2 separate regions of the Mus musculus genome follow, and region 1 is linked to region 2. The links are chromatin loops, found by intact Hi-C in ENCODE. Cell type or tissue: heart. All regions are shown on one strand. Each heading gives the region's core, and the rest is flanking DNA. Links, peaks and the distances in the headings are about the cores only.

Region 1 (11,400 bases), core at 1,291-9,290, 370 kb after region 2:
GCAGTAACAGGGCCATGTCTTTGTTTTCTACACTATAGGAATGGCTCTTCTCTCTTAAGTGACGTGCGAGACCAAGAAAGCAAACTAATAGGTCCAGCCCTTTGGACATCGTTGCCTAAGAGTCAGAACCAGACCCTGTGCGTGAGCAGCACACCCACCAGCACGCACTGTGTCCACACCCATTCAGGTCTGCATACATGCTTGTGTGCAGCTGCTAAATTCAGGTCCCCATAGTGCCTTGCTTGCAACCAGACCGTTAACCCCAAAACCTTTCAAAAATATGAAGCAGAACCCAGCTCTCCTCCCACAAACAAAACCACAGCTGAGGGGCAGCGGCAAATTCCTGCCTAAGGACACATATCTCCTGGCTGATTAAATAAACAAAGCTTAATTAAATTAAAGCAGGATCAGAACCTGCCTATGCTATGCTGGCCCAGCAGAGTCCCTTATGACTCATTTCCATAAATGAATGATTGTCTGCCTGCTTTGGGTTATATCCTGAAGAGACAGGGACCCTGACTGGGATAGGGGCCTCTTGCTGGCAATGGCAGTCAGAGGAGAGCAGTTATGGGTATTTTTACTTTGAGGACCAGGAGAGTGTGGAAGCTCTAATTTGTACAGGGCTGGGACCGGGTGGAGCTGAGCATTATGAGCCTTGCACAGAAATGTACTGGGGGCTGTTAGTTTTAGTGTGAATACATGTTGAATATAAAATACATGTATTGTTAGGATTAATTTCACCAGTTTAATTTTGCTGTTGAAAGACTGCATTTTGAGTTGCTGAGACCTAGTAATTATGCATAGTTATGGGGTACAGTGCACTAAACTGATATAAGCATATGATGATCAAATGGGAATAATGAGCACTTATGGCAACTCAAAGTTTTATTATTTGTTTGTGTTTAGAGCCTTGGCGGTGAAAGCCCCCCGGGGTGCTGTAGCTCAGAGACAGCTTGTGGACGACGGAATAGGGACAAAGAGTGAGAAAGAGGCCTACCCTACTCGTGCCGGAAGGGAAGACAGAGCCAGAGGGGGGGGGGGGGGGGCTGATGTCAGGAGTCAGCCAGGAGAAACAAAACATGAATTCAAAATAGCCTTCTCAGGAGCAACCAGAAAGAGATAGTGAAATAGCAACTACGCAAACCCCTAGGAGCCGCTGGGCTGCCTCTACTCAGCGGGGCGTGTTTCCTTTGCCTTCAGCAGCTGAGCCTGGATGCTGTGGTAGGAGCTCCACAATGAAGGGCAGTTCAGCCTGGCACACTTCCCTACAGACCTGTTTATTAGCGCTATGTGACCACCTGTGCTAGAGCCGAGGCCAGGAGAGATGGCAAGATCCCCTTGATGCATGCATGCCTCCATGCAAGTTTTAGGTCGGGAATAGAACTGCTCAAAACAGTAGTCTTTGTCTCTGGCAAGCAAAGGACACCTTGAAGTAGAGAGTGGGGGCTCGAAAAGGGGGTGTCTCTTTCTTTTCCCCTCTTTCCAAGGCATGCGTCTTTGCTTTGTTAGTCTTCTGTTGGAAAAGAAAGGACAAAGAGGCCAACTGCACAGGCTGCAAGTTCCAGGGGAACATCTTTGGGGAAGGAAGTTGAAACTAATGGTCAAGGTGTGGCTTTCCTTCATCCAAGCTGGGGTCACTACCATTACAGACATGTGAGGTGGGGGGAGGGATGTGCCCGCGCCAGCTATCACTGCCCTCGGTGTGCCGCTGACACTGAGGACAGTATAGTTTTCTGCATTCAAACGTACCCTCATTGACAGGACTCATGCTTCAAGTTGCTCGCAGATCCCATCTTATATACTCCTTGAACTCCACACTGACTGTCACTTAGCTTGTCTCTTCTTTCCCTCTTACCAACGCAAACTTTTAGCAACAGCTGCTTGCCCGGCTCACCTGCTTCCTCCTCCAAGGCCTTACCTGAGCCTGGAATGTCTTCTCTTAACAGTCTGAGAAGGGTAGACACCCGTTCTGACACTGCACTCAGGAGCCAAAGTCACAATGAAGCTTACTTCTTCGCACTTTTCTCTCCAGCCTCCCTCCCCACAGTGCCCAGGGCAGCACAGGCTAAATGAGGAAGTACAGTCACTAGACGTGGCAGGGACTCTACCTTCTAGAGAAGTGACAAATGTCATGGTTTTCTCTACACACTGACTACATTACAGAGCCACGCAAAGTGGCAGACACCACAGACAATTTTATCTCTTCCCCAGAGAATTCTGGAAAGAAAAAAAAAAGATAACATTTTAAAATCATAAGCAGATGGAAGAGCATTAAGTAGGGGCTGAGTGGAGGAGACAACAGAGAAAACCACAGAGGACAGAGAGTGTCGAGATGAGAGTGGAGACGGTCAGTAATCAAAAATTATTGTGTAAAGCCATCTCCCTGACATTGCCCTTCAACATCCCAGCTTGACAAACACCTGGTCGGATGGCTACTCCCGAGTCTTGAAAAGGAAAGTCTTAAAGTAAAACTGGACTTTCGCCAGGCAGTGGTGGCACACGCCTTTAATCCCAGCACTCGAGAGGCAGAGGCAGGCAGATTTCTGAGTTAGAGGCCAGCCTGGTCTACAAAGTGAGTTCCAGGACAGCCAGGGCTATACAGAGAAAGCCTGTCTCGAAAAAACAAAACAAAACAAAAACAAAAAACAAAAAAACAAAAACCCTGGAGTTTCACTTGTCTTCACATTACTTGACCATCCTTGTCTTTACATTTACTGGAAATGTAAATTCAATGATCTTTTGCAAGAGCTGGGTGTGGGGTTCTGGTTCAGCAGAGTGAAAACTTCTCCAACTGGTAAAGACCTTCAAAGTGACTGCCTCTCACTTAGAGCCAAGGCCCCCACTCTAGTCAACAAATTCACCCACTAACATGGGCTCCTCAACAGCCTACCTAGGAGCTTATTCACAAATATCCAAGCCCCCCACCCCCCTTGGCTTGTAAGAAAGCCTAAAAAACAAAACAGAAAAAGACCCAAAGAGTAAAAGGTAAAATGATCTTGAAGGAAGAGTAAAGACCAGAGGAGAGCAGGTGGAGAGGCTGCACCGGTGCATCTTGGGAGATGTGAAGCTGCCTGCAGAAATCAAAATACCGAAAACAAATCGTCCCAGAAAGGGAGAGGTTAGTAAGCCTTACTTTGAAAGTAAGGCTGTCACCACTCGGTTTTTAGATCATAGGTCTGGGCTGCAGCACTTGGGAGAGCAGGCCCTGCACCTCACCTGGGCTGCACAGCAGAGCTGGCCCTGGGGAGATGAGAGCAGGGAAGTTTTCCCTGCCCCTCACTTGCTGGAGCATTGCCTGGTCTAGCCAGGACAGTGCTGGGTGATGCGAGTGTGAGAGCCACCGAGCTGACCAGCTCAGCTACCACCCAGGCCCAGGTCCAGGGCTTTGAGTTGGCCTATCTACCTCATCTATGAACCACTGGAGCACATGAAGGGACCGGTCATGCAGATCCAAAGCTGTAGGATCTCCATGTCACAGGGCAACAGCAGGATATCTGAGAGGAGTCTCTGTGAGGTTCCAGTATTGACAGTGCAGTAGAGGACAGAGGCCTCAAACCAGACCAATGACTCACTGCGGTGTGAGTGAAAAAGTGGTGTACTGTGCGACACACTGTGGCACACTACAGCTTCCACAGTGATATTTTTATTTCTTCTGGTGGGGAGGTTGCAAGAGTGGAGGGCAGATACAAAGGGATGGGGAGATGAGTGGGATTGGGGTACATAATGTGAAATTGACAAAGAATCAGTAAAAAGTTAAAAAGAAAAAAGTCTGTATTCTTAAAAACATGCCAAAACATACACCCTTAAGACCAAGAAGGGAAAGTGATAGAAGGAGGATTGGTACATAGGAGTGATTTCACCAGGAAGACTTCCCAGAAAGATGCACGGAAGGACTGGAAGCAGGCTGGTGACATTGGGAAAATGAGCTCAGTCCCCAGGGCGGAAGGAGACACACTTCAGGGTAGACATATCTCCGAAGAGTCAGAGCATTCCATTCGACGAGCTTCTGTTTGAGCACACCAACCACTATAACATGGCCAAGAACAAACACCCAACCCAAAATTCACCCAGAGAAAAGAAAAGTGGGTTGTGGCTGGACAGGGGCAGATGCGTCTGCACACGCAATGTGACGGGGGAGAGCATTTCTGATTGACTATGCTTTCTTAACTTCAGGTCGGTACGAGCCAACACACACACTCAGCATAAATCATGCCCATCTGTATCCAGACAACTGCTCTATTTTTTTTCTCACTTCCAATACATTATTCAACACCTCATTATAAGAAAGACGGTCTATTGTCAGATGGTTTTGCCTGATTGTAGTTAATATAAATGTTCTACACACCTTTCAAATAAGCCATGGTGCACAGTAGGTTGGGTGTACTGAACACATCCAACTACTGATAGTTTCATTGCATAATGGGTTTTGGTTGTTTTTTCTGTTTTGTTTTGTTTTGTTTTGTTTTTTTAGGATATGACCCTATATAAATTGAAGAGCACGTGTCCCCTGGACAGAAATGCCCTGGGAAGACAGTGACTCACCACTTCCTGATGGACAAGTGCCTTCTCTAAGGCTTGGGAAACAGGCAGAGAAAAGAGGTGTGAGATAAACAGGAGCGGAGTCGAGATTCTGCAGAAACAGCTCCGCCCAGTTCCGCCCAAGCACAGCTGTCCCTGTTGCTGGGCTGTGCATATAACACTCAACACTACCGTTGACCTGTTGCAACTGAACTCTATGGTGAAGCGGGGAGGGTTAATTTTTGAGCTACCCACTCCAGACTCAGAATACCACATGACGCACTGAACTGACTAAACTTAGGCACATACCACTACCGAACCATCTGACCCTCTGGGAGAGAGGTGGACCCCTTCCACTCACCATCGCTTACCCAAAGGTGGATTATTTAGACTTCCAATGCCAATGTAGTAATTGGTTATTAGGTCACTACATCCTACTCCCCTGAATCTCCACCACCCTCGTGTTCACTGATCTGAAACACACATTCAAGTGTTTATACCTATCATATGCTACTTGTCCCCCTGGGAACAATAGACTCTCAACAACTCAAGAATCTCTAGGTAATATCTATTTTTACCCACTTTGGCTTTAGTGTAATACCATGCTTATTTTATGCAGCTTATAAACTAACATGTGCTCTGTGCAACAATTGGATAGTGAGGAAGGAAAAATCATGTATTTACATTATAGATGCACACAAACACTGTGGTGGTTTGAATGAAAATGGTCAGATAGGCCCATAGGGAGTAGCACTATTAGGAGGTGTGGCATTGTTGGAGTGGGTGTGGCCTTATTGGAAAAGAGGGTCACTGGGGGCAGGCTTTGAGGTTTCAGAAGCACAAGCCGTGGCCAGTGGCTCACTCCCTTTTCCTGCAGCTTACAGATCTGGATGCAAGCCTCTCAACTACCTCTCCAGCACCACGTCTGCCTGCATGCTGCCACGCTTCCCACCATGGTGATAATAGACCAAACCTTTGAAACTATAGGCCAGACCCAATTAAATCTTTTCTTTAAAGAGTTGCCATGGTCAACTCTTCACAGCAACAAAACCCTAACACACACACACACACTAACACACACATACTAACACATACACACACATTCATTCATCATACATCACAGCAAGAACAAGAAGTTTGAGCACACGTTTGTTTTCATTTCTGGCCTTCTGGTCACAAGGCCCCATGTGAACTTTTCTCCTCCTCCACTGGAAAGGGTAGCAATCATACAGTAAGTAGGCAAAGCAAATGTAAACCAGAAATGAGAGTCTATTCCAGTGAGAACAAAGCACCACCCTGCCACATGGAGTCCATCTGGCCCTCTCTAGGCACCACGTTGGAGTTCCAGGGCTGTGTTCTCAGCTCCGGCATGGCAAGTGGCCGGCTTTATGAATGAAAGTGATTGTACTTACCCACCATAAGACACCCCCACCCCTTACTGCGTGGACAACATGCACAGCAGGCTGAGGACAGCTCTGAAAGTCCCTGACTCCATCACCGGTCCCACACCACAGTCCCTACTCTCTCATCTCCATCCTGTATCTTTCCCTCCCAGAAGTGATGATTCCAAGGCTGGCCCTGACAGACCTTCTGCCCACTCACATCCATCTCAGAATACACTGCCTAAAGATACTCTCAACCTACATGTGTTTTCTCTAAAGTAATTCAACAAATACCTAGAGTCTCTGTCACCTTAAACATATAGAGTATCATTCACTAACTTGGCATCCTGTGGAAGCCAGTTAGCCATGTTATAAGAGAAGGAAAGACTCGCCAGGGCAAGGCTGAAGCTCGTGAACTCTAAAGTATTTCCCAGGCCATTAAAAGTGTATTTGTATCATAAGACTATATACGCATATCTGAAAGAGGAAATCCATGTTTCTCACAGCTAGGAACTAGATGTGAAACTAAAAATGGTAAAAGTCTTTCTTTGAGGTCCAGAGATGGAGGGAAAGAAGTTGAGCCAAGAGTCAAAATGAAAGACAGTCAAGTAGGACTTGGTATTCTCAGTTAGACAAATGTGGGTTGGTCTGCGGGCTGTACAAGAGCTACACAAAGGACACTGGGGAAGACAGGTGCTCCGAGTGGCCAAGTTTTATTGGTGTATCTCATTGTACATTAACACAATAAGAGAAAACCTAAGGAAGGAAAGGTCACTGTTTCATGGATGATAGTACCAGAAGGGCCGTGATTAAAGAAACAAAATAGCAAGACTAGAAGACAGGAAGAGGAAGAGGAGGTTGTGGGGAGGTGGTGGCGGTGGTGATGTGATGGTGGTGTGTGTATGTGTGTGTGTGTGTGGAGATAGAGATAGAGATAGAGAGAGAGAGAGAGAGAGAGAGAGAGAGAGAGGGGGGGGGGGGGAGATAACAGATATTGGCTTCTCAGCATGAACAAAGTTTGAGGGAATCTTTGTGTCCCATGAGGCTGCTCACCTAAGGCAAAGGCCTTCTTTTTTTTTTGGTTTTTCAAGACAGGGTTTCTCTGTGTAGCCCTGGCTGTCCTAGAACTCACTTTGTAGACCAGGTTGGCCTCGAACTCAGAAATCCGCCTATCTCTGCCTCCCGAGTGCTGGGATTAAAGGTGTGCACCACCACGCCCGGAGCAAAGGCCTTGTTAATGGCACATAATTGGAATCACTTTCATTCATAAAGCTGGCCACTTTGCTGTGCCAGAGCTGGGAGCACAGCCCTGGAACTCCAACGTGGTGCCTAGAGAGGGCCAGATGGACTCCATGTGGCAGGGTGGTGTTTTGGAATGTGTCTGTCGTGTGAAGGGTGGTGCTTTGTTCTCATTGGAATAGACTCTCATTTCTGGTTTACATTTGCTTTCTCTACCTACAGTACAATTGGTTACCGCTGAAGTCCAGGATGCCTGGCCTTTTTGTACAAAATAGCCACTGCTGTATATTTGGATTTCATTAAACAGGTTTTTTTTTTAATTAGATTCTTGCAAGATACATGCCTAAGAGGTTCCAAGCATATGCCACAAGTCTTTCAACGAATGAATTGTCTATCAGTTTTTTATATCTAAATCAAGTAAAGTTGAATACATTTAAATAGTAAGTTACACATTCATATCTATCCCATTTCAAATGAACAATGGCCACATGGGCAAATGACTGACATGCGCTGGGCAGAGCAGGCCCAGACCAAAAGAACTACATGCATATATTCCTTATGCTAAAACCTAAGGCTGTGATCCTTAAGCCGCAAGTATCCTCATTTTAATTTGCAAAGTATATGTTCAGGTCATTACAAACTAGTCAAAGGCAACTTATGAAGATAAATATGCTCAGGGCCTCGATTCTATCACAGAATTTTTAGAGAGCACAGGAGAAGGAGGGGGAGGGAGGAGAGAAAGAGAAGGGGGATGGAAGGAAGAGGGATGGAGAGAGAAAGGAAGGAGGGGGGAGCAAAGATCTAACACGCAGTAGAAACGAAGCTGTGTCACAAGCCTGGCTCCTCTGTAGAGATCTTCCCTGACTAAAAGTCTCAACCCTCAATTCCAAAAGGTTCCCTAACAAAATTACCATTTCTGTGGCTTTTCGTTTAAAAGCCGAAACAGGTCTGGAGAGATGGCTCAGTGGGTAAAGCATTCGGCACACAGTATGGAGATCTGAGTTCAGGACCCACAGAAAGGCAGGATTGGTAGCCCGCGTCTGTAATCCAAGCGCACCACCTGCAAGAGGTGAGAGGCAGAGACTCTAGGAGAATCCTAGGATGCCAAGAAGCCTGGCTTGTGCAGCAGTGAACTCTTGTCCCCTGTCTGGAACGAGGTGGAAGATGGGAACTGACAGCTCGGGCTGTCCTGTGAGCCCCATGCTCTCTCTGGAGTGCTGGCCACCAGCACTCAAACACTGTTGGTCGCTCACTTCTTACAGAGAGAGTTTTGGTCTCATCAGCATCTGGGATCAACAATGAGGTCAAGATCTTTCAGAAACGAAAGAAAGATGTTAGTTTAGGAACAGCTCCTGCTGGATCTGCTACCTCCATTACAGTGAGCAAGGCATGACTTGGGAGCTTGGGGAAAACTTTGAACAAACCGGGGTGGGGGATGTGGGGGAAGGATGGCCAGAAAATAGAGGCGGGGTAGGTCAGGGAAAGGCTGCTCCCAGGAATCGTCCCTGGTTACATGGATACCTTTTTCCTCCCTCAACTCTTTCTTATTTTCTTCTTTCAGTTTCTTTTTTCGCTTTTCCACTTTCTCCTCCTCATCCTCATCCTCCTCTCCTTCCTCCGCTCCCTCCTCCTTTCCCTCCTCCTCCTCCTCTTCCTATTCCTCTTCCTCCTCTTCTCCCTCCTCTCCTTCCTCCTCTCCCTCCTCCTCTTCCTCCTCCTCTTCCTATTCCTCTTCCTCCTCTTCTCCCTCCTCTCCTTCCTCCTCTCCCTCCTCCTCTTCCTCCTCCTCTTCCTATTCCTCTTCCTCCACTTCTCCCTCCTCTCCCTCCTCCTTTCCCTCCTCCTCCTCCTCTTCCTATTCCTCTCCCTCCTCCTTTTCCTCCTCCTCCTCTTCCTATTCCTCTTCCTCCTCTTCTCCCTCCTCTTTTTCCTCCTCTTCCTCCTCCTCTTCCTCTTCCTCCTCCTCCTCTTCCTCCTCTTCTTCTCCCCCCTCCTCCCCCTCTATCGTCTCCCCTGCCTCTCCTCTCATCCCCACCTCTCCTTCCCCTGTCCTTGGATACCCTGCTCACCTCTACCAAGGCTCTCTTCTCCCTCCCAGTGAGCTAGCTGGTACTTAGAACAGCACATACCTAGCAACATTAAATTTCTCTCTGAAATCTACCGCTGTGATTAGCACTTTTTAAATAATGAGTTTCTAATTCCAGGTAGTAGATGTAGTTTCTGGGTTGCAGTGTTCCCAGTAAGACTTGAAAACATTCGTTTGGTGGAAATAAATAAAAACGTTGACCTTCTTCCATTTAAATTATAGTCTCTCACCGGGAAACAAACCACACATATTTTGACCCTTGCAGAGGTCAGACTTACAGCAGACTGATTAAAACACTCACCCATCAACTCAGAAACCAACTCCATAACAAGAACAAAAACCTCAGGAGCTGGAGGTCATATGTTAAATAAATCCCAAGAAATATTTTCACCAGTACTGTGGGCTTTTCATATCCAAGGCAGACAAGACAATGAACTTGGTCTCTATCAGATTCATATTTACAAATGAAAGGTTGTTTTTTTCTGCTACTGACACATGAAAATCCACAAACATCACATTCAGGTTTGACCACAGTCCCTGGGAGGATTTTCAAGTGACTTAATAATTGTCTCCATGTAATTTGTGTAAAAAGACAGTGGGTTTCACTATATTTTGTCTGAGTAGCCAGTCAGTGAACCACATTGCCTTAATGGATTTAGGGAGTAGAGCCTCTTGTATCTCAAGCTCTCCTCAAATTCTCTTTGTAACCAAGGATGATCTTGCACTCCTGCTCAGGCTGTGGCTGACTCTTGAGTACTGGAATCACAGGTATGTGTCACCGCACCCAGTTCACTCGGTGCTGACACTGAACTCTGGGGCCCCGTGCACAGTAGGTGCTTTACCCACTGAGCTAGAGCTCTGGCTTGTAGGGTTTGACTTTTTAAGACTTTTAAACACTATTATGTGCATAAATATTTTGCCTGCATGGATATATGTAAAATGTATATTTAGCACATGCATATCTGGTTAACAAGGAGGTCAAGAGGCTGTCAGGACCCCTGAAACTAAAGTTATGCATGGTTGTGAGCCACTGTGTGGGTCCTCTGCAAAACCAACAGGTGCTCTTAAGTGCTGAGCCATCTCTCTAGCCCCAGGTTTTTATTTTAATGTTTATTCTTATTATTGATTACATACATGAAAACATAATAATAGTTTTTTTTAAATAAGAGTTTTCTCACAATTTTACTGCCTCTACAAATCAAAATGTTTTTATTTCTTAACTTTATAATGATGAGGGCTTCCATCTGGAGCTGGGCGAGGCGCTCACACACTGATGGCGCTGACAATTTAATTATGCAAACGAGCCCTCCTCAAACACAAACAGGTGTATTACCATTTTTCCAGTTTCAGCATCTACAATGAATAAAGTAGTTAGTGTACTGCCAGAGCACAGTCCTCTACTGGTTCAGACTGGAATTTGCCTCCTACCCGCTCAGCATACTGTGGTCCCAGCAGATATCTTTCTCTAACTCCCTGCCAACTGCAGCATCCAGATGGTGGAGTCAGATATGGGAATGAAGGACAGGCACTCCAGCGTTGGAGCTGAGGCCCGCCCCTCATGGCTGGTGCCCTTATCTGCAGAAATGTAAACGTGGCACAGCAAAGCTGCCTTGAACTGGGAAGCCCTGAAGTGGACTTTGTCAATCAACTGAAAGGACATATGGCTTTGGCACACCTGAGCCCTCCTCTGCACTCTTGAGAGGGACTTGCAAAGTGTCCATGCGTTCATGGTCTGTGCCGACCCTTGAGCTGCTATTACACACACACATCAGATGATTAATAAATGGTGACTGCTCCAGCTACTTGCAGAAGACGAAATCCCAAACGAAGAGCATCCCAGATCAACAACATGGTCAGCAACCCAGAAGCCTTTCTAGAGCCTTCTCCTTCTCCCCTACATAAGCGCTACCCTAAGTTCTAACCCGTGACCCACTCTGTTTTAGTCAGAGCACCTCACACATGGGGGACAACATATGTTTAGCCTAACAGTGTAATCGTGAGTTGCCTCATTTTGAACTGTATTCATATGGAGTGGTACAGTACATGTGCTATCTGTGATGAAGCAGGATCCAAATAGATTCATTTTTTTTCAACTCCTGCTTTTTATTGTACACATATATCATGATTCACCCCAATATTTTTCTTTTGACAGCTACTTGGAGTCTCTCCAACTCT
Region 2 (11,400 bases), core at 2,102-10,101:
TTTAACTTTTAAAGAACTTGATAGTTGTTACAAAGTACTCAGCCCATTTTATAATCCCAGCGGACTCTCATTCCTCTGCACTTCATCTGACACATTAAGCTAAATTGATGTGTTTTGATTTTGGTTTAAACTTGCAATTGCCTTATGATTGTCCTTTGACAAATGTTCAGATTTTCTGCCGTCTTGGTGGTTGGTTTCTTTTTACTGAATTTGAAAACTCTTTTTCTGAGTATTATATTTTCATTCACTTACTTTATTTTTCAAAAGTGAGGTTTTACCTTTGATGGAAATCCAGTTCTTCCTGGATTTGTTGTTGTTGGTTTTGGTGTCTTCTAAGACATCTCTACCAACTGAACACCATAGATAATTTTCTCTGATATTTTACTTGAGAATTTTATAATTTTAGGTTCTAGAGTTATGTTTATAAATAGTTAAGGGCTTTTTGTTTGTTTGTTTGCTTGCTTGCTTTGTTTTTTAAAGTTTTGTTTGTTTTTACACAGGATAGAAGATAAGGCTCAAAGTCTTATTTTTTTCCCCTCCCTCCCTCCCTCCCTCCCTCCCTCCCTCCCTCCCTCCCTCCCTCCCTCCTTCCTTCCTTCCTTTTTTTCATTAAAACACCTAATTTTATCCAGGCCATTTACTGTAAGCACAACACTCTTTTCACATTGCCCTGAACCTCTTGGTAATAATTTTCATATGACTTTTTGTTCTATTGATCTCCGTTTTGCTTTATTTGGTATACAAATATCTTGTCTTGCTGGCTATAGTTTTTAATGTAGTCTTTTCCTTAGATAATATGGATATTCTAATCTGGCTCTGCTTTATCAAAGTTCTTTTAAAAAGTCTAAATAGGTCTTCCCATGCTATGTTTGCCTCATGTGTGCACACATTTACATCTCCATGTGGTTTAAGATGTAGTTTGTGAATGAGTGCTTTGCCTACGAGTATGTATGTGCACCGCGTGCGTGCCTGGTACCCACAGAGGCCACAAAAGTGTATCGGATCCCCTTTTGTTAGTATTAAAGGGAACTGTTCTAAAACAGTCTGGAGTTATTGATGGGTATGAGCTGCCATGTTTGATGCTGTGATCCAAGCCTTCATTTCTGCAAGAGTGGCCAGTGCTCTTAACTGCTGAGTCATCTCTCCAGCCCACACATGCATTCTTTCTTTTTGTTTGTTTGGTTTGTTTGTTGAGAGGGTCTTTAATATATAGCCTTGACTGGCCTGGAGCACTGTCTAGTCCAGGCTGGCACCAAACTTACAGAGATCTGCCTGCGTGTGCCTCCCTAGTGCTGTAATTAAAAGGGTGTGCTACCATGCCTGGTATGCACTCTTAATGTGGAGGAACTAGGAGCAAACAAATCAACAAAATGTATTAAATGTCTAGTATTTATTTGGATAAAAAGAAAAGGGGGTAAATATAGGGACATGGAGATACAGATTAATTGTGTCAATTAGCTGTTCTTTTTCTGTTGAAACAACTGCTCTGACAAGGTTTAAAATGAGAATACATGAGGACAATTACCAACTACTGTGTCCATAAGATGAATCCGATCTGTTTATAAGGGAAGTTCTAAAGCCAATAGGAGATAGAAGAACAGTTTCTTAATTCACTGAAACTGGTGTATTCAAAGGAAAGACATGGTATAATCACTACAAATCAAAAAGACTGCAGATCCGTAAGGATGAATATGTATGTGAAGCTGTTCAGAGTCCAGGCAAACCCACATGTAATAGGTAAGTTCCCTGTGTTTATAACAAGGGTTATGGTGGGGGCTGGAGAGATGGCTCAGCGGGTAAGACCACTGACTGCTCTACCAGAGGTCACATCCCAGCAACCACATCCCAGCTCACAACCATCTGTAATGGGATCTGATGCCCTCTTCCGGTATGTCTGAAGACAGCTACAGTGTATTTATATAATAAATAAATAAGTCTTTTTTCAAAAAACGAACAAGGTTTATGTTTTAAAATATGTTTGAGGTAAAAGGAAAGAGGGATTAATGCTGTTATCCACAAATATGCATAAAAAAAGGTAGGACCTGAGTGGTAAAGTTGAGGTTAGAACTGACTTTGTGGGGCCTGCCATCAGAGAGAGAGGCACCTGTGGAGACCACTGAGGGCTAAGGTTGCTAGACAGAGGGAGAAAGGATTGCAGAAATGGTAAAAAGAATGAGTGCTTGACGTATATTTATATATGCTGTGGGGTAAGTCACAGAATTATTAGGTGACAAGTTATGGTTTGTGTGGCATGTGTGCATGTTCTGTGATACATGTGTGTATATATGTACAGGAGTATGTACATAGGATGCCTTTGAGTGGTAAGAACTGTCATACAAAAGCTGTTAACAGTGCTTTCTTTCAGGAAATACTCCTGGGTAATTTTTCATTGAATTCTGTCTTGGACCTTTTGAATTTTATGTTGTGAGTGTGTATTTCTTAGTCAAGAAGAACTTTTTTAATGACCCACAGGTAATTATCATCAGTAGACTCTTGAGAAATGTGTATTATAACAAGGTATTCATTCCATGAAGATTAGTAACAATTTTTTTTTTTTACTTAAATGGTTAAAAGTAGGAAGGAAATTAATTTTCCCTGCTTGCAGTGATAAAGATCTGACCTGTGGTAATCAGCGGTAGAAATGGAGAGAGAAATGGATTATACACAGGAGGGGAAAATAAATCAACAGAGTTAATGAAGAGTTGAAAGCAAAGAGGGTTGGAGATGAAGCCCTGGCTAATGGGAAAAGGACCGGAACATGGCTGAAGTGCTGCCTTGGAAGCAGTTGTGGGGCGGGGGAGGCTGGACATTCACTTTGTTATGGACACCTCCGTGTTTCTAGGTTGCTGTCCTCTGCCTTCTGACCATACTTAGTCCTTAGAGGAGAGCTGGCTACAGAGCTTTGGAGGGAGCACACTTGCCAAAGCATTGCCATTGGCTCTGCCTGGCATTCTGGCAGCAGCTGGGCACCTGCAGTCTAGGTGGCCTCTGAGGCTTCTCTACTTTAGAATCTGAATTGAAATTGAAGCCACCTCTGTAATGTCTGGGGTGAGCAAGTCAGCTTCTAGAAGCCATGGGTGGAAACCTGACTTGAACCCAGGGCTTAGGGAGCAGGCCAGCATATCTGCCTGTGCGTGGCCGTCAGAGGCCGTCTCGGTGGTAACCAGAACAGAGTTGGGATGAGACCTTAAACTGTGACGGACAGTCAGCCCTAAAGAAAGGCCAACATGTAGAGATCAGCAGCCGTATGACCGCCTTTGTATTGTGGAGGGTGGGTGCTTTCAAGCCTTGATAGCAGAATGGGAGAGGCAGTTTAAGCTCCAGTTTGATGTGTGACTTGGAGCCTGTTAAGCTGACTGTAGATACTGGCTCCCCGGGGGAACACCTGGCTTTCTCATTAAGCCCAAAGCCTCAGACCCTGTGAGCATGAGGGCCTGGTCTGCTTAGCTTCTCAGAAACACTGTACGCTTAAATGGTATTGTCAGCATTTCAGTCAGTTCTGTCATGATTAACAAACAAAAAAGCAGTCCATGTAAGACTAGGTCACAGAAAGACTGGGGCTTCTGATCCGTCGTGGGTTTCAGTCATAAATAGTGTTAGTGATCCCCGCTAACTTTCGTGCACTCTTTATCCTTATGTCTCCTGCCTCTGAAAGGCTCACAAAGCACAGGTTCTCTGAGTTGTTTCCTGCAGTACAGTCCTTTGTCAACAGCTCTTTCTATTGGCTGTTTTCATGACATAGTCAGGAACCTTGAACCAAGCCTGTGGGATGCAGAGACAAACTAAAGCTTCTGCTTATGTGCAGTGTTTGCAGGTGAGTTTGCAGCTTGCTTCTAGGAGCTGCCACAGTGTTAGAGAGCGGAGCAGATGAGCGGAGGTTTAGGGGGAGTTGGTGGGAGGGAGCAGGAGTCGCAGTTGGTTGCATCATGACTTTAAGGCCAAGAGCAAGTCCATCCTTAAGTATTTCCAGATGTTCTGTGTCTAGGGAAGGGATACTTAGAACCTTTGTGGATTCTCTTCACTGATCGTGACTGCTGTGATTTCCATGATAGATTTCCCTTTATGGTTGTTTTAAACAGACAGGGTTTTTTGGAGGCCTGTTCTGTTTCTTTAAATATCAACGTTGGTTTTAAGACAGCATCCTCATTTTCTAGGTGAGTTTGGGACTTAAAGCAGTCTTTCGTAGACCAAGCAGCCAGTGAGGGAAATACTCACCGCTTCATGGTCCATACTTAGGGGCGGGGGCTGGGTGTTGGGTGCCTCCCAGAGGTGATAGATAATCCAGGAGTCTTCATTGCTAAAAGCCTTGGCACAGTTGATAGGAAAGGCGTGGGAAGAATGTTAAAATGAGACTCCGAGGGTCTCATAGGTACAGATCACCCCAGTTCTCAGCTTGCTGAGTTAGTGGTAGGTAGTGAAAGGTATCATGTCTCTCATAACGAACACAGTGTTCTCAGAGCACAGCCACAGTGGCCTCCCGTCCTGAGAGTGTCCTGTGCTTTCTGGTTTGTTTCCTGTCCCCTGTTTTGCCTCATCTATACTTGCCCTGACTTTTAATATAACTTCTGACCCTTCCTTAAAATTATATTTCAGCTACTTACTGACTTGTCAGAAAATGATTTGTCTTTACTTGAGAAGCAGTTTTAAAGGGAGGTTCAGTTGTGGTCTCTGAGGTCAGGGTACCAGGCCTTGAGAGTCAGGTGTGGCATATGCTAACATAGTTAACATATAAATAACATATGTAATACTGTTACACCCTCCACCCCTCCCTCTTTACTAATCGATATTAAATAATCCTCCTGTCTCCGTAGATAGGAGGCTTGGAGGAATTGTTTAAAAGCTGCTGCAGGGTCTCGAGCAGAGGAGGTGAATGGTTGCTGAGATTTAGCTTAGATAGTAGCCAGGCTTCGTCCCTGAAAGACAAGGACTATTTTTCTCTTCACTTTTCTTTAAGGGAAATTGTGTTTTAAATTCAGATTTTGGTTTTTAAACCCATTATTCTCCAGTGATCTTTGCCAGATTTCACTAAGGGTATCAACAGTCCAGGCCTCAGCAGGATTCAGAAATGGGGAGAGACAGGTAGGTGCTTATGAAGGGTGCTCAGTACCCAGAGGCAAAGGATGTCAAATTTGGGGGAAGCGTCCTGATCCTAAAAGACATCAGGTTGCCCTATAAATAGCTACAAGTTGCAAAGCTTTACGGCAACCATAGCAGACCAAAAGGGGGCAGCAGAGAGTCATCTGCATTCTGTCTGCAGGGAAGGGATTCCCGAGTAGAAAAAGCCTGCCCCAACCCAACCTTAGCCCAGTGCTACTGAGTTGGTAACTAAAGCACAGAATAGATAGCGACTAGGGGTTCTGGGCTGCAGACAGTCACACAGCTGAGAGAGAACTTGTATGTCTCTTCTGATGATAGAGCAAGCAGCAGCTCGGCATGGCTGAAGCTGTCGGCTCTTCTCAGCACTCCTCTTTCCCTGATGGAGAAGTTGAGTAACCTGCTTGTGTAGCCCATTGCTACATGGAAGGTTGGGTTGATCTACTGTGGCCTTCAAGGTTAGGATGAAACAGACAACATTTTTCATATTTCAAAAATAGAAAAAGATGATTAAGGCTTTTAACTTTATAAAGGAAAAAAAAAGTCTGTATTTTAATGTTTCCTGGCAATCTTTTTATTATACCTCCATTTATCTGTTTTAAGTGAATCTGTTTAAGTTAATTTAGATTTCACTTATAAAGTTAATCTAATTTTTGCAGAATTATTTGAGGGCCTGAGAAGATAATCCTAAAATCGAGTGAAAGAATAAATGGCCATGAATACTCACGCTGGGTTATGGGGGCAGGCAGGGAGGGGTTGTTTTTGGTTTCTAGTTTATTGGGCCTCTAGTGATTATGGAACAGCTTTGAATTAAGTGACATTTTCTCATTTCTTTTTGTTTTTATACAAGACTTTTCAGCCCAGTAAATTAACCCCCAATTAATGTATGCTTTTGTTTTTAGCATGTATATGTGATTCATATAGAATCACATTAATTATGAGATATAGATTTATACATATATACCTTATATGCATACCTTATATCCCTTATATACTTAATACCTTATATGTGTATATATATATACCTTATATACTTACATACCTATATGCATAAAACATATGTCCCTAGTCTTTTTTCTGCCATTTATTGAACAACCCATGACCCATGTTGTGCTTTGACATAGGAAGTAGTCTACAGTTCTACCTGTATCAGTGCTCAACTTGTATCATGAAGCATGTTTAGCAGCCTCGTTAGTTCTCAGACGTATTTTCCAAACGCTTCGTTTGAATGTGTAGTTCCTGCATCCTCCTCCCAGCGGAGCCTTAGATGATAGCTGAGCTCCTCAGAGATGTGGCCACAAACCTCAGACAGCCTATGGGGCTTTTTCGCTGATGATAATCATAATCCAATGTCCTCGTCCTCATCCTCTCCTAGAATAGCCTGCAGATTCCAGGGGGACTTCTGGATCCCCCTCTTGTAGATGAAGGATATAAACCAAGAAACCTTTCCAAGGCCAAGCAGCTAGAGACTGACCAAAGACCTTACCCTGGATTTATTTGGTTCTTCCTCTAAACCTGAGGGAACATTGTTTCCATATCATCCAGGCTCATAAAAACATTGTTTGCCTGCTCCACAAATGTCCGGTCAGGTTAGCTTCACATCCCCTCAGCAGCGTGCTGCTCCTGAAAGCACACTCGGTATGTGTGTTTATGTCACCTTCTGTAGTGGTGTCGAAACACTCCTTCCTATCCCGGAACACCCATGGTACAAAGAGAGCAGAGAGGCAGAAATAGCCTGGGTTTGTTTTCTCATGTCAGTAGAGATCTATAAACCGCTGGGCTTTTGGAAGATATTTTAATAGAGGATGACTTTTCAAGCTAAGGCTGTGTGCTGACAATAGTGCTGTAAGTTTATCATATTTATGACTCCCAGATTTTATTTGAAGGAGTTGACTGAAAGACTAGAGATGGGCTCTTTCCCTGCTACCATGTAAAGTTAGCTTTCGCCTCTGGACAGAGTGTAGATTTGAAGTCAAGGCTGGCGTCTTAGGGCTGACCTTAATGTACATGTTTATTGAGGTGAGAATCGCTGAGGACGTTCTAATGCCGTGTCCTCCCCCGTCCCCCTCCACCCACCTTCTCTTGGCTTTCATTTGTTAGTATTACCTTTCTTTGTAGATAATAATCATTTGGGCTCCACTCTCAGATCCTTCTAGCCAAGTACTTTGTGGTAGTTCTGCGTTCCCTAGATACTTATTTGGAAAGCGACATTGGAGCACTTTATTTCTCAGAATTTTGATATCTTATTATGGTAAAATAGTACAGAGTCTCTTTTATTTGTTTTGATATCTTCATCTTTGGCAGAAATAAGTCTGACCCTTCCCCTGTGGACAGAGTGTATTCTCTCTCTGGAGCACGGCCAGCTATGGTTCGAGTGTTGAGGATGATTCTATCATAGTGACTTTGTGATCTCTGCACCGGAACATAGCTGATCTTTAGAAAATGTTTGTTTGACTGGATGACAAAATGAAATTTATAAGCCAATTAATATTTAAAGCTCTGATTGTGTGCATGTTGTTTTCCTCTGTTCATACATCGTTTGAACTCGTCAAATGAGCAAATGAGGATAACTTGGGGGTGCATTTTCAGATAGATTACATAGTGAAATATAGAATGCCAACCTAGGGCCATGCTGTGGTAAGCAGTAAGCACTGGGCTGGAACCCACAGGTCTGTGTGGTTCCACCAACACAAACAGTCTGAGTCTTGTCAAGTTGCTTAAGCCTTGCTGATCTCAGCTTCTTCATCTTTAAAGTAAATAGAGAAAACTAGAAACCACTCTCCCCTGCCTGTGGAAATGATCTGGAAAGAGTCAAGCCTGGTCCAAGCTACAGAGGAACTGTGTTCTCTGTGGGGCTGTCTCTAGGGCTCTGAGCTCCCCTTGGGAGACAAGGAGATTCCTCAGCCATGAAGCCAGCATGCTTGCTAAGCTTAGCGAGAGCAGACTCATGAAGCCAATGGTAGCCATTCTGGTCCTATGTCTATGTTCCCTCCCCTAGTCCAGTCCAGTTTTCCTTCTCATTTCTGCCCACAGTCATGCCAGCTGTAGAGTCCTAGCACATGGGAGAACGGCAGGACTATTTGGGGAGCTTCTTTTACGTCAGTACAAGCGCAGGCGCGTTGCTCCTAGGTTCCTTTTCTCAGTTAGGTGCAGGGCAGTATGGGAATACCATATATAGGGAATGTCTGTGGTTGTCCCTCTTCCTCACTGGGCTTAGACCTGTTGAGACAGGAGCTGGTGATTGTCTGGAGGAGGACAAAGAGACAGTGGGTATATCTGCCTTTGTATCTGGCTCTTTAGAGCCCGTTGCTTTCCCCTCTGTCTTTTCTCTCTGCCCGTGGTGGGATATTATCTTAGGCCAAGCTCCAAACAATTTTCTGATTTTGTTTCTACTATCTCTATTTGTTTTATTTATAGTACCTTCAAAGATAATAAAAATAAGATAATTAACCAATGTATCAGGGCCGGATGAAGTAATGTACAGTTTTAATCCCAGCATTCAGATGACAGAGGCAAGTGGATCTTTGCATTCAAGGACAGTCTGGTCTACAGAGAGCACTGATACACAGTGCTGCATGGTAAGATCCTAATCTTGTCTCATTAAACAAGGAAGTAGATCTGTTTGAAGTCAATAATCTTGATTTTTCATAACAGAACCACCATTCTGTCTCTCTTAGGACATAGATATTACAAGTTATACTAATGATTTCCTGGATTTGCAATTTCCAGTTGTAGATGGACAGATGACTATCACTACCCAGTTATTTTATAACTTTGGGACATCTGTTGAAGCCAACTTTGCTTATTGAGGTGACAAACCAGTGTGACTGATGCTCTGTGTCCAGTCATCAGTCATCACTGCCACTCTCTGAGAGTTAGGAGAGCAGTAAAATGCTTATCCAACCTCAGGTCCCCAGGCTGTCCTGGTCTTTCTGGAAGCGCATAAACTGTCTTAACAGTGTTCCAACCAACTCTTCCAGCCAGGTATCTCTGTAATATAATCCTCACATGTAGGGAATCATCTCTCCTGGTTCCTCCATTATCATGCAGCAAGTACTGTACTTTCTACATAAACTGAGCAGTGCTCTGGCAACTGGGATTTGATCCTTTTAAAGTCAGCTAAGTCTTAAATGAACGCCAGGCTGAGGTCTCTTTCCACACCACTCCAGCCAGTGGTGACCTTCTGGTGGGCACAGCTGCCCCTTTTCACTTCTCCCAGGTACACTGACCACATGGGCCTGGTTGTGTGACATCATCAAGCTTTTAGAATAGCAGTGTTTTGAGAAAACTTTCTTGAATTAAACCTCAGAATTCACAGGTCTTTTATCTTCAAATGCTGGCAGGAAGTAATAAGCGTTCGGTGACTGAGTGAGTGTGTGACTGAATGACCGACTGAGAGACTGATTGACTGTGTGACTGACTGACAGACTGACTGACTGACTGGCTGGCTGGCTGACTGACTGACTGACTGAGTTAGTATGGACTGGCTGTCACTGTAAGCTTCAGGTTAGAACCATTGTCTCCAGTTCTTCTCATGGAAGTGCTCTGACTTGGGTGTCTGAGCTCTCCTCAGACTAGTAGCGTGTGTGCTTCTCACACTTGCCTCTGTGAAGCCTGCTGCCAGCCTTGCTTTTTCATTGTGCATTACCTCCCTAAGGCTGCCATTACAAAGTACCACAGACTGAGTAGCTCAAAACCCAAAGAAATTTATTTTCTTACAGTTTGGACCAAAATTATGAACTCAGAGTTCAGCACTCTCTGTTCCATAGCACCTTCTGGCTTCCTTGGCATTGCATGGCTTGTAGATGCACCATTCTGACCACCTGACACTTTCCTATGTGTGGCTGTGACTCTTTTAAGGACACCAGTTGTATTAAAGTAGGACACACCTCTCTGTAAGCTCATCTAATTTGATTGCCATAATTCCTAGTAAAGTCATGTTCTTAGGTACTGGAGATTAATATGTCTCTTTAGGGGAGGTATTCGGCCTGGAATTCTGATGGAATATATATCACAGAAAACTCACAGCTTTAAAGTACATCCCAACTTTGTGCAATAACTACCTGAACCTAAAATATTTCCATCACTCCAAAGGAAACATTTTATCACTCCTTTGCCCGTGAAGCAGCTAGTCCTAGTCACGTCTCAGCCATTTGGTGGACACCATGTGAAGCCGTTGTTTTTCACCACCTCTCCCCAGCCCCTGGCAGCCTTGGCTCTACCTTCTGTTTCTGTGAATTTATTTATTCTTTTCTTATCTGTTATTACATATGTTGTATACATTAATATGCTGTTTTGTTTTTGTTGTTGATCTATAAAAATAATTTTTATATTCTGCATACTAGACCCTTACCAAATACATAATTTGCAGATGTTTCCAATTAAGATTTACTGTGTAGGTTTTTCCCCATTTTATAATGATAATGTCTTTTAATATATAAAAGTTTTAAATTTGCTTAAATTCTAATTAATCTGTTTTTCTCTCATTATCATATCTAAGACTCCATTGCTAAGCACATGCTGAGAAGACTTCCCCTGTCTTTCCTCTGAAGGCTTGTGATGAGGTCACTGACACCTTTGGAATTGTTGGTAGTACTGTGCGTATTACTAGATGTTGAGTCCTCGAACTGAGAAGTCCCCCACCTCAGTAATATGCTCTGTTAAAATTTACTTTGTAAATGTAAGAGGAAGCCGTAGGAGACAGTCAGGTAGATGCTTCCTAGAGGAGTCTGCCTTTCAGCACATGGAAGGGTTCATCCAAACACAGGGCTGACTATAGCTCAGAGTCCTCAGGCTTTCAAGAGCAGGAAGTAGTTGATGGTTACTCCTAAGCCAGCAGTTGTACTTCCATCTTAGAACCCTGCTCTGCACTGTATTCAGTACTCAGTACTCAGTACAGCCACCAGAACTAGCAGTGGCCTAAGGTACAGTTTGCTCTACTTGTCTTCAGGCTGCAGCAGACAGTGGATTAGTGGGCAGCTGACGGGACAGCAAGGAAGTGATGGATGAGGGTATCCAGTTCTTGTTCGCCTTCACGGTGTGGATATTGCTTATGGTGATTGCATTACATCACCACTTATGAAACTCAAATACTAGACTCTCAGCCATCAGCTGCTCAGTAGTTCAGCTTTTTAAAACTCCTGTTCTTGAACCAACATGATGGCTCAGTGGGTAAAAGTGCTTGCCACTAAACCTCAGGACTTGAGTTCAGTCCGCAGGATCCACACAGTAGACGGAGAGAACTGACTTCAAGTTGCCCCTGGCTTCCACACGTTATGGTATGTCTGCATACATGGCTGCACACCC

The links. Hi-C counts contacts between places; a loop is a spot of excess contacts. Peaks named below come from ENCODE experiments on the same cell type or tissue, not always from the same donor. Only the 100,000 strongest peaks of a DNase experiment are listed, where the experiment ranks them.
Region 1: a loop joins it to region 2, with 3 times the contacts of the local background. A loop is called at or near these places in 2 of 42 quality-filtered maps.

Annotation. Positions count from the first base shown.
Region 1 is chr13:99,743,693-99,755,092 of GRCm38, forward strand. No RefSeq gene overlaps it. Among named protein-coding and RNA genes, the nearest start is that of Gm24471, 57 kb to the left of the region's middle. In heart, for the core only: no CTCF peak of the experiment used is centred there; a DNase peak (open chromatin) is centred at 4,609; H3K27ac peaks cover 397 bases.
Region 2 is chr13:99,370,497-99,381,896 of GRCm38, forward strand. All of the region lies in intron 4 of Mrps27 (mitochondrial ribosomal protein S27), which reads left to right. Among named protein-coding and RNA genes, the nearest start is that of Mrps27, 31 kb to the left of the region's middle. In heart, for the core only: a CTCF peak has its summit at 5,221 (motif pointing right); a DNase peak (open chromatin) is centred at 5,225.